Regions from separate parts of the Homo sapiens genome. Here region 2 is linked to region 1. Evidence: read pairs that join two places in POLR2A ChIA-PET (ENCODE). Cell type or tissue: GM12878. All regions are shown on one strand.

Region 1 (8,000 bases):
GGACCACAGGCGTGCATCGCCACACGTGGCCAATTTTTGTATTTTTTGTAGAGACGAGGTTTTGCCATGTTGCTCAGGCTGGTTTCAAACTCCTGAGCTCAAGCAGCCCACGTGCCTCGGCTTCCCAAAGTGCTGGGATTACAGGCATGAGCCACTATGCCTGGCCTGAAATTACAATTCATAATGGCTTTATAGTAAAGCATTGTAATACTATATTGTACTTCATATAACAATTTATTTACTGCTTGCCATTTGTACTTGAGTTTTTCCAGTTTTTCAGTATATAATAATGAAATATGACATGGCTCTAAGCATCTTTATGTAAATTACTTCATTGTCTTTGTGTCTATTTTTTTCATGAAATATTCCCAAATAAATAATTATTGAACTAAAATGTAATAAAGGATATTTTTAAAATGGTAACCAGCTGCCAGACTGTTTCTCAGAAAGCTTGAACTGATATTCCATACCATGGATAATATTTTATCATAGCAATACAAAGTTTAAGCACTTAAATTTTTTTTTTTTTTGGCCAGTTTGATAGATGTAACTTACTCTATTATTTAAATCTTTTCATCTTCTCTGCGGTTAAAATAGAATGCTTGTAAAATTGGGACATGAATTTAGGGCAGAATCAGAGTGACAGCTTTCCGACAGATGACCTCTCCCTCATCAGTGTTATTTTCCAGTTTCTTTGGCTCATTTTGCAGTGAACAACCTAACAGGGTGAAAGTTCCAGATACTCTGACAAGGTGATGGTTTTGAAGAGAAGTTCTGCTGCTGGGCAGAAGAGGGCACTGTTTGTTTGTACTGAGGCAGAACAAACCCTGACCTGTTTAGAGAGAGCAATCACTGTCAGAGCCAGCTCTTCACTTCACACTTGTGGTCCTGTGACCACTGTGGTGGCGACCGCAGCTCCTTCCATGCATGACAAGTCCTGTTAAGCATTGAATTTGTTATTATGCACTGAGGTCTGTGAAGTTCCTGCCTCCTAGAAGACCAATGGAATCATTTACACTGCTGTCACCGAGGAGTTAGCACCCAGGCAGTTGCCTACCACAAGAAGGAGGGCTGGTTTGCTCCAGGAGACACCAGCCGGTCCGGACACCTGCAAGACTCTGGGGAACCACAAGGTTAATTAGAATTTGATGAGCAGTGAAGGTCAGGAATTTAGAAAGGCTGGAATAGCAACCAGACTAGGATTGTAAGAACATTTTTGTTAAAATTAAGAAGTAATACCCAAGATTTTTAGGCCAACCACATTTCTGTATTTCTTGTTTTTTTTGTTGTTGTTTATTTTTTCTAGTTAAAAAAAGTCACATAGGAAATGTACAAATGCATTATTATTACAAAAGATTAAATCACACTATGAAGTGCTGAGCAATCTGTATTCTCTCTTTGGCCTCTTCATTCCACTCACACTCCCTTTCTCAAAGGCCACTGCTGTTAATAGTTTGATGACTTTGTTGTGGGCCTTTACAGACACAGGTGCATACACTGTACACATATATCTTTTTTTCTCTCCAAGAGTGGGATCTTGCCATACATATTATCCTGAAACTAGTTTTTTCCCCCACTTAACCATAAATCGTGTCACTGTTTCCATGAGTTCAAATTGGTCTTCTTTTGCATAACTATCTGTAATATGGATTATCATGAATTAATTAACCATTATACTGATGAAACATTAAGGTTTTCAATTTTCACTATTACAAATAATGCAAAGTGAATGTTCTTGTGTTTGTAACTCTGTGCACAGACTTCAGTGTTTCTGTAGGATGGATGCCAGATGTAAAATTGCAAGGTCAAATTTTATGAGCACTTAAAGTTTTAATAGATGTGGTCAAATTGCCCTCCAAAAAGGGAGAAGGTAACTTCTATTTATTTATTTTTACTATACTTTAAGTTCTAGAGTACATGTGCCAACGTGCAGGTTTGTTACATATGTATACATGCGCCATGTTGGTGTGCTGCACCCATTAACTCGTCATTTACATTAGGTATATCTCCTAATGCTATCCCTGCCCCCTCCCCCAACCCCACGACAGGCCCTGGTGTGTGATGTTCCCCACCCTGTGTCCAAGTGGGGAGAAGGTAACTTCTTAAAGTTATTGATATGTGCAGTCACGAGAGTGTTTGATGGTGCTAAACAGAAGAAACTCTTATGTTGTAGGCCAGAACCTTCAGTGGGCTGATTATATTTGTACAGTTGCCTTTGCTTCACTCCAGTGAAACCATTATGGACTCTTTCCTAAATGAGAATCTTGGGGTTAGTATAAAGACCTTCTAAACTGCAATGGGCCTCTGTCATATTTTTCTCAGGTTTGGGCAGAGGGTTAGGATAAAGGAAGGAGCAAAGTGTCTTCTTGACCTGCAGAAGAGGTTCGGGGGAAATGCCTTACACATCAGCAGGGGCCATGAGAGCAGGTCTTATCTGTGATGCCTCATATCTGATTCTGCTCTTGTCTGCCTACTGTCCACACTATTCTTCGAATCATAATTAGATCACATCGCATTCTGCAGAAAGCCTTCTAGTGGGCACCCCTGCAGGTACCTTGGCTTATTAGGCCCCTTTACACTCTGACCTCTTCCCCTGAGACATCATATCCAACTAGGCTGCCTTGTTCTTCCTGCCCCAACCCTCACCTCTCAGCCCACTGGCTTCATTTTGGCTCTAAACACACCAACTGAGAAAGTGAAGGGACTTCAAGTAGATGTCCCGGAGGGCTCTGAAATGTGCCCTCTACTTTGGGAAGCCTGATAAATCTAACAGAATGCACTGAATCTGATTGGGGCCAGGAACTGGGAAGAACAATGAAAGGGCTAAGTGTTCCTGAGGTAGAGCCCTGAGAGCATGGTCTAAGGGCTGCGCCAGTGTTTCCCTGGACCAGATGTGTGCCGGGGGAAGAGATTTTACCTGGGGACCAACAGGGAGGAAAATAGGCCACAGAAAAAAGAGGCCAGTAGGGACTGCTAGTATGGACATGCAAAGTAGCCAGGAAAGGAGTTGCAACCAAGGAAACTGCAGGTGAAGGAAGTCCCAACAAGGAAATCTCTGAAGAGACCTTGAAAGAGCCTCATGTAGGAAAGGGATAGCTTAACATCTGTCTACTCAGCCACGACTTCAGCTTTAACCATCTGGTAGGCCCCCAAAGCCCAAAGAAACTTCCCAGCCAAGTAACTTTGCTAACTCTTTCTCTTTATGCACACCTCTTTATCTCCCAGCCCAGCCTTCACAAAGCAGAATACTGATTCTGTATTGTGGGAGCAGATGAGCAGAGAGAGCAGACAGCAGGAGGACTGGGCTCACTGGCCACCCCTCCACCACCCGAGCCATGTGAGCTGGAGAGGACATTAAAAGCAAAAATAAATAGAGAAATCTAGAGGCTGGGTTTCTCCAAGAGACTGGACTGTCAAACTTCCTCATTGAGACTGTGCTTTACACAGGTGAGCAGAAGGTTGCATCCTCTGAGAGTTGCTGGGAAGTTAGGGACTTGCCCAAGCCTTGGTTCAGTTGCAGAGTACTCCCACTCCATCGTGTGCGAAGCACACTTCTCAATCTTGGCTGTGTATTAATGTCACCTGGGAAACTTTCAAAAATCCCAATGCCTGGGCTATGCTACAGTCCAAATAAATCACAACCATTGAGGGTAGGGTCTAGGCATTAACATCTTTAAAGAGCCCACATAAATTCAAGGTGCAATCAAATGGTGAGAGATAAAAATAAGGTTGCCTTTAATCATAACTAAGAGATTGTTCCCTATACTAAAAATATATTTGTTTTTATATTAATTCCAGGGCCTTTATAATTCCTGAACTTTTTAATGTACAAATTACAGATTTAAAGGTAAATTATAAACTTTAAAAATATTTAGGTCATCTGTTACTTAATGCTATAAAGAATACTTTTTGAAAAGGTGACAAGGGCTTATCTACACACAAGAATCTAAACTATGTCCTACATCGAGTTGTGAGAAGGCTAGCTAGACCCCAAATTGCAAAAGTAGAATATGCATTAAGACTTTATCATTATGCTATAATATGATGAGACATACTCTAATTTACCAATATATATCAGGTTGATAATGATTTTAATATCAATGGATGTATTAGTTAAGGTTCTCTAGAGAAATAAAACTAATTATCTATATCTGTATTGACATAGATATTTATTATATAAATTGCTTATGATATTACAGGGGCCAAGAAGTTCACAATCTGTTGTCTGTAAGCCAGAGAACTAGGAAAGCTGGTGGTATAATTCAGTCTGAGACTAAAGGCCTGAGAGCCAGAAGTGCCAATGTCTGAGGGCAGAAGAAGCTGAATGTCCCAGCTCAAAGAGAGAGAGCACATTTTTATTCAGACCCCCAAGAGATTGAATGATGCTCACCTGCATTGGTGAGGGAATCTATGCAGTCTACTGATTCACATGCTAATCTCTTCTAGAAACATTCTCACGGACAAACCTGGAAATAATATCTTACCAGCCACCTGGACATCCCTCAGCCCAGGCAAGTTGATACATAAATTAACCATCACACTGAGCTTCAGTAGCATCACAGAGAGTTTTAATTGGATTTAGCTCTCTTCCTCCATTACCAGAAAGAAGTACCTTGGAGAAAATGGCAGTTTGGCAGAAGTAGCAAGAACCGCACTTGTGATGTATTTTTTTTTTTCATACAAACTTTCTCTCTAATGGTACTTATTAATTTCCAAAAGCCAAATATTTGTGGTCTGACTGCATCAGAATCACTTTGGGGACCTGTTAAAAATACTGATTCCCTAGTCCAATCCCAGAACTCTGGTGCCAGCCTTTCTGGCAGTGAAGCCTGAGGAGTGATGCTCCCACGTGGCTCTGATGGCCAGCCGCCTTAGGGCAGCACTGGCAAATGCTGGCTGATGATGAAACCTTAGACTAAGAAGAAATCTGGTGGTGGGGAGAGTACATTCTTAATTAGGGAAGAAACTACTGGCTGTTAAAAGGTGATATTAGTGACTTTGTCTTTGCAGATCAAACTGCCTATGGTGCCATCTGAAAGATTCCTCCATGAATATTTAGGAGGCACTGGGAGGGTTTCCTGTATTTTTAGTGGGGTGGTGGGGAAGGGGTCACATGGTGAATTTTCACAGCAGTTTTCTTAATCTGATTGTATGTTGAAATGATTTGTTATGGAAATAGGAAAGAGGAAGTACTGTAGTCTCTCACGTGGACTCAACCATATTTTTTTAAAGTAAGATTTTCCTTTTTGTAGAGATGGTTCTTGCTTTGCTGCCCAGGCTGGTCTCGAACTCTTGGCCTCAAGCAGTTTTTCTGCCTCAGCCTCCCAAAGTGGCAAGAAACACTGTGCCAAAGCCTGAGCCATCTTGTGGGACATGGACTCCTGTCTTTCAAGAGTCTTTCATCATCTTTCATGAGCTCCTTTCATGTCCTTCATGAGTCTTTCACCATCTTTCCCCTCAGTGTAGTACAAGGAAAGAGGAACAAGCTTAGCAGCCAGTGATGAAATAAAATCCTGCTGCTGCCACCCGCTAGCTGTGTGACTTTAGCCATGTTCCATAACCTCCCTGAGCATTCATGAATTCACTGGTCAAGCAGGGTTAACTTCTCACTGGTTTTGTGAGAATTAAGTGAGTTAACATACTTAAATATGAACTTAACCAATACTGATTCCCTTGTATAAATCTGTGTCCCTTGTTCCTGGGACAGAACAGGTGCTCCATAAAAGATAGGCAGAGATAGATGAAAGAATGGGTGGTCAGTAACTTGTACAGGACCTCACATCTGTAAGACATGCTAAACTATTTCTGAAAATGGTCTCAGACAAAGTTGTTTTTACCAGAAGTCATCTCAGGCAGTATTTTATGTTTTTGGAAGAAGTTCCTTCATAAGCTTCCTGGAATGGGAGTGGAGTAAGTGAGGGTGTGAATTGCTAGGACTACGAATCCTTTCCTGCCTACACAGTCCCAGTTGATACCTGTTGTAATAGCACCCCCTTTGACACTAGAAAGTATCCCAGGTTGGATACTTAATCACATGGTCATCATATGTAAGGGTCATGCTGAAATAACATTAAGTGGTCACTGAACCATCTTTGGGGAAGAGGGTTTCCTGCAGAGTGCTGGTGGTCCTGAACCAGTGTGTGAGCTTGGTGCTGGCGCAGATTTGTTTGGGTAGTTGAGGAGAAGCTGAGTATTGCCTCTAGCAACTTTCCCCACTGAGTGCTCAGTCCTCCTAAATACACCCTGAACAAAATAGTAGTTTTAAGGAGCACTAACAGACCCACAGTTCAGGCTAGCCCAGATGGGGCTACAACTATTTGCTACCTCAATAATTAGGTGGTAGAGTTATTTATCAGAAAGAGAAATGGGCTAAGCACCAGGGAGTCCAAACTTTAGGCTTCACGGTTATTTAAGCTGTGTCTGATTTACTTTTGTCAGTCGCATTTAGCTGCTGTCATTGCATGTGCTTCTGAGAGGCTGCAGCCAGCCCTGGGTGATGTCCCATGGAACTTTCCTGGGAGTTACAGTGAATAAATTTTGAGACACCTTAACAGCTCCTGGGGCTGCTCTACTCCTTTCTGTATTTCAAGAATTTTCCAAATAATTGGGCTGTTGGGTAAGTGTGGTCTAGTTTCATTGGCGAGGTGTGGCAATGGTTTAACACTGCACCGTGTTCTGCTGGAAAAGTGGGACATAGACCTGTGGCCTCTCCTTTCTCTATCTGTGCTCACTCCCTGGATAATCTCTTCTGATCTCAAGAATTTCATGCCACCTCCATATAGCTGACTCCCAAATGTATACCCTCAGGATGGAACTATTCCCAGAATCACAGGTTTGTATATATAGCGGTGTATTTGATATTTCTTCACAGATGGCTAATAGACATTTCAAACTTATTATGTCCAAAATTAAACTCAATGTTACCCCAAACCTCAAGTTTTTTCCATCTCATTCCCTGGGAATTCCATTCTCCCAGTTGTTCAGGCAAAAAAATCTTAGAGTCATCTTTGAATTCTCTCTTTCACTCGTACTACATTTAACATGTTAGCAAATCTTATCCATTTTACCTTTGAAATCTGTCCACAATTCAACAACTTTCAGTTATCTTCACTGCTTCTACTTTGGTCTAAGCCACCCTCAGGCATTGTCAAGATTATTTCAGGAGTCTCCCAGTTGATCTTTTTGCTTTCACCCTTGGTCCTCTCACAGTCGGCTGCAGCCAGAAAGATCCTGTTAAATGTAATTCACATAATGTCCCTACTCTTTTTTTCTAAAATCCTCCAGTGGTTCACAGGGACTGAACTGTTCTCTCTCCTACTTCCTCCATCCCAACTCTCTAAGATCATATACTGATTCTATGCCTCCCTGGCTCTGCTGTAGCTGCATTGGCCTCTGCTGTTTATAGAATAGGAACACACATTTCCACTAGAAGATTCCCACCAGGTGAGCTTCTGCCCCGGTCTCTATCCTTGCTCTTTCCTCTGCCTGGAATGCTTCTCCTTGAGGTATCCTCTCCATTCATCCCTGCCCCCTTCATGCCCTTATTCAGATATGGGCTTCTCGCTCTAAAGTTGCACCCACTCTTCTCACTCCTCTTCCCCTTTCTTCCTTTATTGTTCTTCTTAGCACTGGTCACCATTTAACATATTTTATATTTTTTATATATACATATATATACACACACACACACATATATATACACACACACATGCACACACACATTATATATAATTTATATATTATATATAAAATTGTTTGTGCTCCTCAACTTAAACATGAGCTCTGAGGGCAGTGATTTCTTCTGCTGCTTAATCTGTTTGAGTAACTGCTATAGTTTCAGGATTTAGTAAAGTGTCTGACATGAGTAGTTTCTCAAATACATTTGCTGAAGGAATTAATGAGTGAGACCTCCCGAATTCAACTGAGATTTACTGAGCATCAGCAATGGGACTTAGCGATAAACTTTATGATGAACATATTTTTATTTTAATCTTTTCTTT
Region 2 (8,000 bases), 330 kb before region 1:
ACTAGAAAGTGCACCACCTCTGGAATGCTGACTTCAAAGACGTCATTTTCCAGTGCCACTTCCTCTTCTTCCAGATCTCTTTGCTCAGTCATGCCCACCCTATTACTCCCCTCTACTTTCTATCCATCAACCCTCTCCTGGCCTCCCTTCTCTCCCTACCAGCCCACATTCCATGATCCACCATTATAAACTCTTCTTAAAATACCCTTAGCTCCCCTGCACTTCTATTTCTCCATGGAACCTGCCCTACAAAATTTGCTTTTTCTATGCTTCCACCTCTTCATGTGAACATTGCTAAGAGGGAAATCTCACAAGTCACCTTTTTTTCACTTGAAATTTATGATCACTATCCTCAGTTGAACACCTGCTATCACCCTGCTTTCCTCTATTTTGGACTCACTCCCCCTTTGTCCAAATGATGACCTCATACCTTTATGTCTCTCCGGGAACCTCCCACACCCCCTCCCACCCACATTCTAAATCAGTGATGTTACCACAGAAGTCGTTGAGAAAAAATACCCACAAGAGGCAAATATCCTGTCCTATTATTAAATGAGATAATTCACAATGGATTATTTGGCACAGGGCTTTCCATACAGAACCCACTAAGTAGATGTTAACTTTTATTAGTACCATTACTGTTGTCTTACCACTGCCAAATACACAAATCAGCCTGCATCTGTGCCTCCTTCTCTTGTTACAATTCAGTCCAATTTCCCTCTACTATAATGACCTAATCCAATCAGTATGATTCCCTCACCTGTCACAGTCACTACTGCTCAGGTAGGGGCAGGGCACATAAGAATTTTATTTGAGTTATAACGAAGCAAAGGCCTTCTTTTGGTCTTAAACTGGAGCATCTGTGGTTGTGAGAGTCACTTTCAATCCATGAGACGAAAATTCCAAGAAGAGAGCTGGCAATGAAAGAGGAGAGCCATAAATAACCTGATGACATGATTTGAGCCTTGATCAAGCCACATCTGAAGTCAGTCTACCTTTGGGTTTTGCAGTTATTTTGCTTAAAGTGGTTTGGTTTGAATTTTCTGCACTTTACGTCCATATTATATAACCAGGTAGTGACACACACAAAAATGAATCCAGGTCTTCTGAATTCCCAACCAGAGTCACTGAACCTCTCATATACTCCCATGTAATTTCTTAGGTGGTCTATAATTTAATTTTACTTCAATCAACTTATTTGAATTCACATTCGAATTCGCCATTAGCGTTTTCATACATTTCAGAAAAGAATATCCATATTACACTAAATTATTGCTCTCTGCCTTGCACATACGATTCCAAAGTCATCCTAGACCATGAATAAGCAGTCATTCCATATGGCTCCAAAGTGTGTTCTATCCGCTTTTCTACACTAGGGAGAAGTTAGTACTATCCTGAAATATGTATCTTTCCTGAAACTCATGGTATTACCATACTTGTTGAAGATGGGGAGTGTGCTGTCTGGAAGACAATCTTAGTCTGAACAATAAAAATAGTTCCCAAGAGATAAAAACTTAAATTGATAGGACTAATTTAGGAGTTTGAAAATGTATCATTCAGCAACCAAATTGATAACCTGTAGAGCCAACCAACTGACTTGATTTCTCCAGAAGACCTGCAAGCTCAAAATATGTAAGGCTCATATAAGTTGCTGAATGAACACTGGTTAATCTGTGCTCCCCCAAGACTCTGCTGCCAACTTGAAATATGTCAAATGCTGATGTTCCTGAAGTGCATTGTAATTTCACAACAGATCCTCTCAGTGTAGATTTGTCATTACAGTTAGAGCTAACTGTTACAGAATTTAAAAACATATTTAAAGGAGATGCTAACAATAGCCAATTTTATTTTCCTTAGAATGGCTCTAGTAACAATTATCTCACTGATGTCAATTCCTCAGCTATACTTGAGGTGATCAATGACTCATACTTTTTTGAAAGTTTGTAGACATTCCTATTCTACAAGTGTATAGAATTATTTATGAATTTGTGGTAACTGTAGGGTGAGTGATAAATGTAGAATAAGAATTATTGAATTATTGAAGGTTGACTTATTACATTATTGAGTGATGAATACAGAATTATTTATTGAAGGTTGACTTATTACATTATTGAGTGATGAATACAGAATTATTTATGAATTTGTGATAACTGTATGGGGAGTGATGAATATAGAATAAGGCATTGTATTTAGAGATTCACCTGTAGGGTTTTCTTAGAAAATATTCAGTAAATCAGTCTTAAAAAATAACTTGCTGCTAGTTCTGTGAGCATTTCAAATGGCTAAAAATAATATGATAGAGTCCAGGCTGAAATGAAACAAATCATAGAATACTAAATTGATTTTACAATAATTCCATTTTCATTAAAGTCAGTTTCTATTAGAGCAAATAATAATGCTGAAATAACTTTCTGCTTATATATAAAATATATTAAATTCTAATTTTTGCTGGACAAAAAACAATATATAGTCGTTCTTTGGTGTATGCAAGGAATTGCTTCCAGGACCCCCACATATACCAAAATCTGCCCATACTCAGTAGGCCCGCAATTGGCCCTGAGGAACCTGTGTATACAAAAAGTAGCCTCTCTGTATATGCAGGTTTCACATCTCAGGAATACTCTATTTTCAATCTGAATTTGACTGGAAAAAATCTGCATGTAAACAGACCAAACCGTTGTTGTTCAAGGTTCAACTGTACATGTAAGTCTCATTAAGGAGCAGACTAGTGGAATCACAGTATAGGAGACTATGAGAGACCAAAATTTCCCAGCATTTCAATCTTGATAATAATATCATAAATGAAATTAAATAGCAGAATCATTTACCATAACTTCTAGCTGGGTGACTTTGGAAGACTTATTAAACCTTGAAGCTTCAGGTTCATTATTTTCACACTCTCATATGAAATGTACCAAAACAAAAGGGCTGAGTAAGGATTAAATGAAAGAATGCACACAAAGAACCTAGAACACACATTACATTCAGTAAGTATTAACAGTTATTATTATCATCATCAACATTTATCAAATAAATACTTAGAGCATTCTAGATAGTATGAAACCTGCATTTAGACCAAAGGAGGCAGAGTGGGAAGGAGCACACTAACCTTGGCTTCCACTGGGGTCCAGGGACAAGGATGAGCTTATGGACAACTGAGAGCACCTGGATATTGTAGGGACCTCTGAAAACAGCTGGGGACCATGAAGCCCAAACTGGGCAAGTTGCCATTTCTGCAACGTTAAAAGGTAAACTTTCCACCTGTTTTGGTCAATGAACGGAAACTCGAAGGCTGATGAATGCAAAATCAATCTTCAAAGTAAAAAATGAATAACTGGGTTAGCAATTAATGGTTCAATTCATATTACTCTCTTAAGGTAGTGAAAAATAAAAATTGTGTAATTTTTAGTCTGAAACTCACATAATAAAAGAAAACATGCAATTGTGTTTTATTTTGCTTTGAACTACTGGGAAAAATCACAATGAATCCCCTTAAGGCTATTTCATTTTTTTTCTTTTTTTTGACGGAGTCTCGCTTTGTCACCCAGGCTGAAGTGCAGTGGCATGATCTTGGGTCACCGCAACTTCTGCCTCCTGGGTTCAAGTGATTCTCCTGTCTTAGCCTTCTGGGGTGCTGGGACTACAGGCTTGTGCCACCATGCCCAGCTAATTTTTGTATTTTTAGGGAAGATGGGGTTTCACTATGTTGGCCATGCTGGTCTCGAATTCCTGACCTCGGGTGATCTGCTTGTCTTGGCCTCTCAAAGTGCTGGGATTATAGGCATAAGCCACCATGCCCGATCCCCTTTAGGCTATTTTTAACAATACATGGCAAGAACCTAGAATTACAATTAAAAAACAATCACAGTATCATGGATCTAATGAACTTCTAGATATTTATGATACACTATTCTGTACCATTGGAATGGGAAAATATAGATGAAGCACCTTGATATGGTTTGGCTGTGTCCCCCTGCCCCCAGATCTCATCTTGAATTATAGTTCCCATAGTCCCCATGTGTAGTGGGAGGAGCTGGGTGGGAGGTAGTTGAATCATGTGGGCAGTTTCCCCCACACTATTCTTGTGATAGCAAGTTCTTATGAGATCTGATGCTTTTAAAGGGGCTTCCCCCTTTGCTCAGCTCTCATTCTTCTCCTTCCTGCTGCCATGTGAAGAACGTGTTTGCTTCCCCTTCCGCATGATTGTAAGTTTCCTGAGGCCTCCCCAGCCCTATGGAACTGAGTCAATTAAATGTCTTTCCTTTATAAATTACCAGTCTCAGGCAGTTCGTTATAGAGCATGAGAACAGACTAATACATACCTCTTCTCAAAAATTTTTGGTTATTTGTTTGGCAGAAGTTATCTGGAAATTCCCAATTTACTGTATAATTACCAACTGTCTCATTACTTTTACTTGCTTAATAATTTCTACGTGTAAGTATTCAACAACTTGTCTTCAGCAGTCTTTGAAAGTAGAAGTGAGAGATTCCTTTATTAAAGGCTCAGATTGGAAAATCCCTGTTTTTAAGGCCAATTAAAGTTTACTATTTTGGTTTCTAGAAGCTGGAAATCCCCATATAGTTTTCCCTATAGTAAGATGACGTATACTATAAATTCAACAAGTATTAAGGTCAAGTTAAAAGACCAACTACAGGTTGAGTATCCTTATTTGACATGATTGGGACCAGAAGTGTTTCAGATTTTGGAATTTTTCAGATTTTGAAAGATTTGCATATACATAATGAGACATCTTGGCGATAGAACCCAAGTATAAACTCAAAATTCATTTATGTTTCATATACACTTTATACAAATAGTCTGAAGGTAATTTTACATAATACTTTTAGTAACTTTTGGCATGAAATAAAATTTGTGTACACTGAACTATCAGAAAGCAAAGGTGTCACTATCTAGGCCACTCACTTGGACAACCTGTGGTTGTTTGGCACCACCATCATTCCTGACTTCGAATTTATATGCTACCAAAAAGCAATAATTTTTTAATACTTATTCACACATAGGTACTTCACAATAAAAAACATGACATACCATCGATACAGAGAAAAAATAATGTGTTTGGGGTAACTAAGCAGCACAGTAGCATCACTAGGTGCCTGTATCAGCTGTTAAATAGCAGCAACAAACAAAAGCAGGACTTTGGTCTCCACCTGTGATGCTGTGTTTTGTTTAAAAGGTTATAGTGCATTGTATTTGATTTTTTAAGGTGAGACAGAATATCACAAGTAGTTGAGGAACCAGGAAGTAGGTTTTCTAAGGTTGAGGAAGCATTCTGCTCGAAGTCTTTTTAAAATGTTTCCTCCAGAGTCATCAGCCTCATTAACAATGTTTTTTGTCTTAGAATGCTCTCATTGATTTTCATAAACAAACATGATTTCATCTTGTTATGAATGCATGCTGCTCTAGTCCTTACTCTTTCAAAAAGCCCATCACATGTTTTTCACCATGTTATCTATAGGCACTTTTTCTGTAGTGTTAACGTCATCTTCACCATAACTATTATTACAATCACCTTGATTCAGAACCATTTTGGCTATTTCATCATTGGTCAACGAATATACAGCAGGAGCCTCACCAATGGCAAAATCTTCTTTGATATGCACTTCTTCCAATTTACTGATGGACTCTGAAGATATTTTTCACATGTGTAAGGAGGTCAGACATCATCTTTTTCTCACGACATATGAAACCCTTCAAAGTCACCACCTTATTCATCATCATCACTGAACAGAGTTTTAGGCCAGAGCTTGAGCCAGGCATGCGCAAATGTATCTGTAGTTACTGTGTTCCAAGCATTGGTAATTGCATATATGGCATCCTTCCTCCTCTTGAAAACCTTCCACACCCACACCTCTGTTCACTGCTGCTAGTCTGCTGTTCAAGAAAGTGTTTTTATATTTATTCTTCTTTGATCTAGCACTGGTCATGGCTGAATTAATGAAGTATGTAGCACAGACTTTTTTTTTTTTTTTTTGGTGAGAATTTTTCAGCAGGAGGATGAGCAGAACGATTGTTAGGGACTAACAAAACCTTGCAGGTCCTCATCCTGTCCAGCTTCTCTGTAGTGAGCATGGGTCACTGGAACAATCAGTGAAACCAGTCAGAAAACATGTCCCTGGTGATCCATGCCATTTTATTAAAATAACAATGAACTGATAAGAAATTAAGACCTTGAAGCACTCCTTGAAATATCAAAGACACATGCCTTTGCTTATCACTTTAGTTTACAACTATGCATGCCTGCTGCATTAGCACATCCCAGCGGTGATTCTGTCCTTGGCATACTTAGTTTCTGTACAGGCTATCTCATCAGCTGTAGTCAGTGTGTTTCTGGGGCAATAAGGTTAAAACTGCGATGTTTCATAAGCATTATAGACTTGTTCTGGCATCGAATTTTCATCAGCGATGACCTTGTAAAACTTATCAATGAATGCCTCTGCTGCTTTGTGATCAGCAGAAACTTTATGACCACAAATCTTTAAAAAATTAATGCTATTTCTTAAGTTTCTGCAATCAGCCTGTTGAATAGTCACAGTTCCCTTTTTCAGTTCATTGTGATGGATCTTTGTTTCATGATCAGCACACCATTAAGCGGCCAATGTTCAGTGTGAAGCTGACAGATCCACTCAGTACATACTGAAGCTCTTCATTTTTAGCTGTATGCAGTGTTTTTCTATTTTTCATTAACTTTTGCTCATCACTTTCAACACAGAACTTCAAGAATTTATCCTTCTGTTTCTTCAGGTCACATGGGGTGGTCATTCTAACACTATACTCTTCCATAAGACATCTCATACTTACACTGCTGTCCAGTTTCTCCAACAGCTTGGCTTTCTGTACTATAGATAAGCATAAATTTGTCTTCCTTTTCTTATCATTGTTACCCACAGAGGTAACTGCATGTCTTTTTTGATACTTTCAACAATATATTTATACCATAGAGCAAAGAATAAGCAAAAATAATACAGTGTATAATGCATGTAGATCTTGCCTCATGTAGGGCACTTCAGGGAATCTGCCATTGGTGAATCTGGCCTGCACCTGTGCCATTTTATTACCTTTCCTGGGCATGCTTGTGGGGGGAATCTAGGCATGCGTGGAAAGAGATTGAAGCTAAAGGGGGTAAGAAAGTCTTTTTTCCTTTGGAGATGGTGAATAACTTTGTATGTTGTATAACTGCCTTTTTTTTTTTTTTTTTTGAGACAGATTCTCACTCTGTTGACCAGGCTGAAGTGCAGTGGCACAATCTTGTATCACTGCAGCCTCTGCCTTCCAGGTTCAAGTGATTTTCGTGTCTCAGCCTCTCGAGTAGCTGGGACTACAGGCACGTGCCACCATGCCCAGCTAATTTTTGTATTTTTAGTAGAGGCAGGGTTTCTCCACATTGGCTAGGCTGGTCCTGAGGTCCTTGCCTCAAGTGATCTGCTCACTTTGGCATCCCAAAGTGCTGAGATTACAGGTGTCAGCCCCGTGCCCAGCCGTGTGACTGCATTTTGACTGTGACCTGTCACATGAGGTCAGATGTAGAATTTTCCACTTGCGGTGTTATGTCCGTGTTCAAAAATTTTAAATTTTGAATCATTTTGCATTTTGGATTTTCAGATTAGGGACACTCAACCTGTATTAATATCTTGAGGAGTGAAATAGCAAAAACAGGATAGAACTTGGTGATATACCTTGGCAGATAAAAAATGGGCCTCTTAAGGATCAGAGCTCAAGCTCCAAATAAAACACTACATATCCTTTGGCTTGATACATAAATTATTGGGATGAGTTCTGATAACCATTGGTATGAAAAGGTTTTTAGACTAATATGTAAGTGAACAGAGTCTATAAATCTTCTTGGTCTTTATTCTCTCTATCAGTATTCTTAGGGCAGGTAGAATTGAATGCATTTTAGGAAGATCTCAAGTCTAGGATGGGAAGAAGGGTTCGGCAACTGAGTTTGTATTCTGAAAAAGCTACAAAGGTCTGAAACATA

The links. Peaks named below come from ENCODE experiments on the same cell type or tissue, not always from the same donor. Only the 100,000 strongest peaks of a DNase experiment are listed, where the experiment ranks them.
Region 2: POLR2A ChIA-PET joins it to region 1 with 7 read pairs; 1 of 35 experiments calls an interaction of 5 or more read pairs at or near these places.

Annotation. Positions count from the first base shown.
Region 1 is chr4:141,306,553-141,314,552 of GRCh38, forward strand. No RefSeq gene overlaps it. Among named protein-coding and RNA genes, the nearest start is that of LINC02432, 22 kb to the right of the region's middle. In GM12878, a CTCF peak has its summit at 803 (motif pointing right); DNase peaks (open chromatin) are centred at 899 and 3,489; H3K27ac peaks cover 922 bases.
Region 2 is chr4:140,976,540-140,984,539 of GRCh38, forward strand. All of the region lies in intron 1 of RNF150 (ring finger protein 150), which reads right to left. Among named protein-coding and RNA genes, the nearest start is that of RNF150, 150 kb to the right of the region's middle. In GM12878, no CTCF peak of the experiment used is centred here; a DNase peak (open chromatin) is centred at 4,569.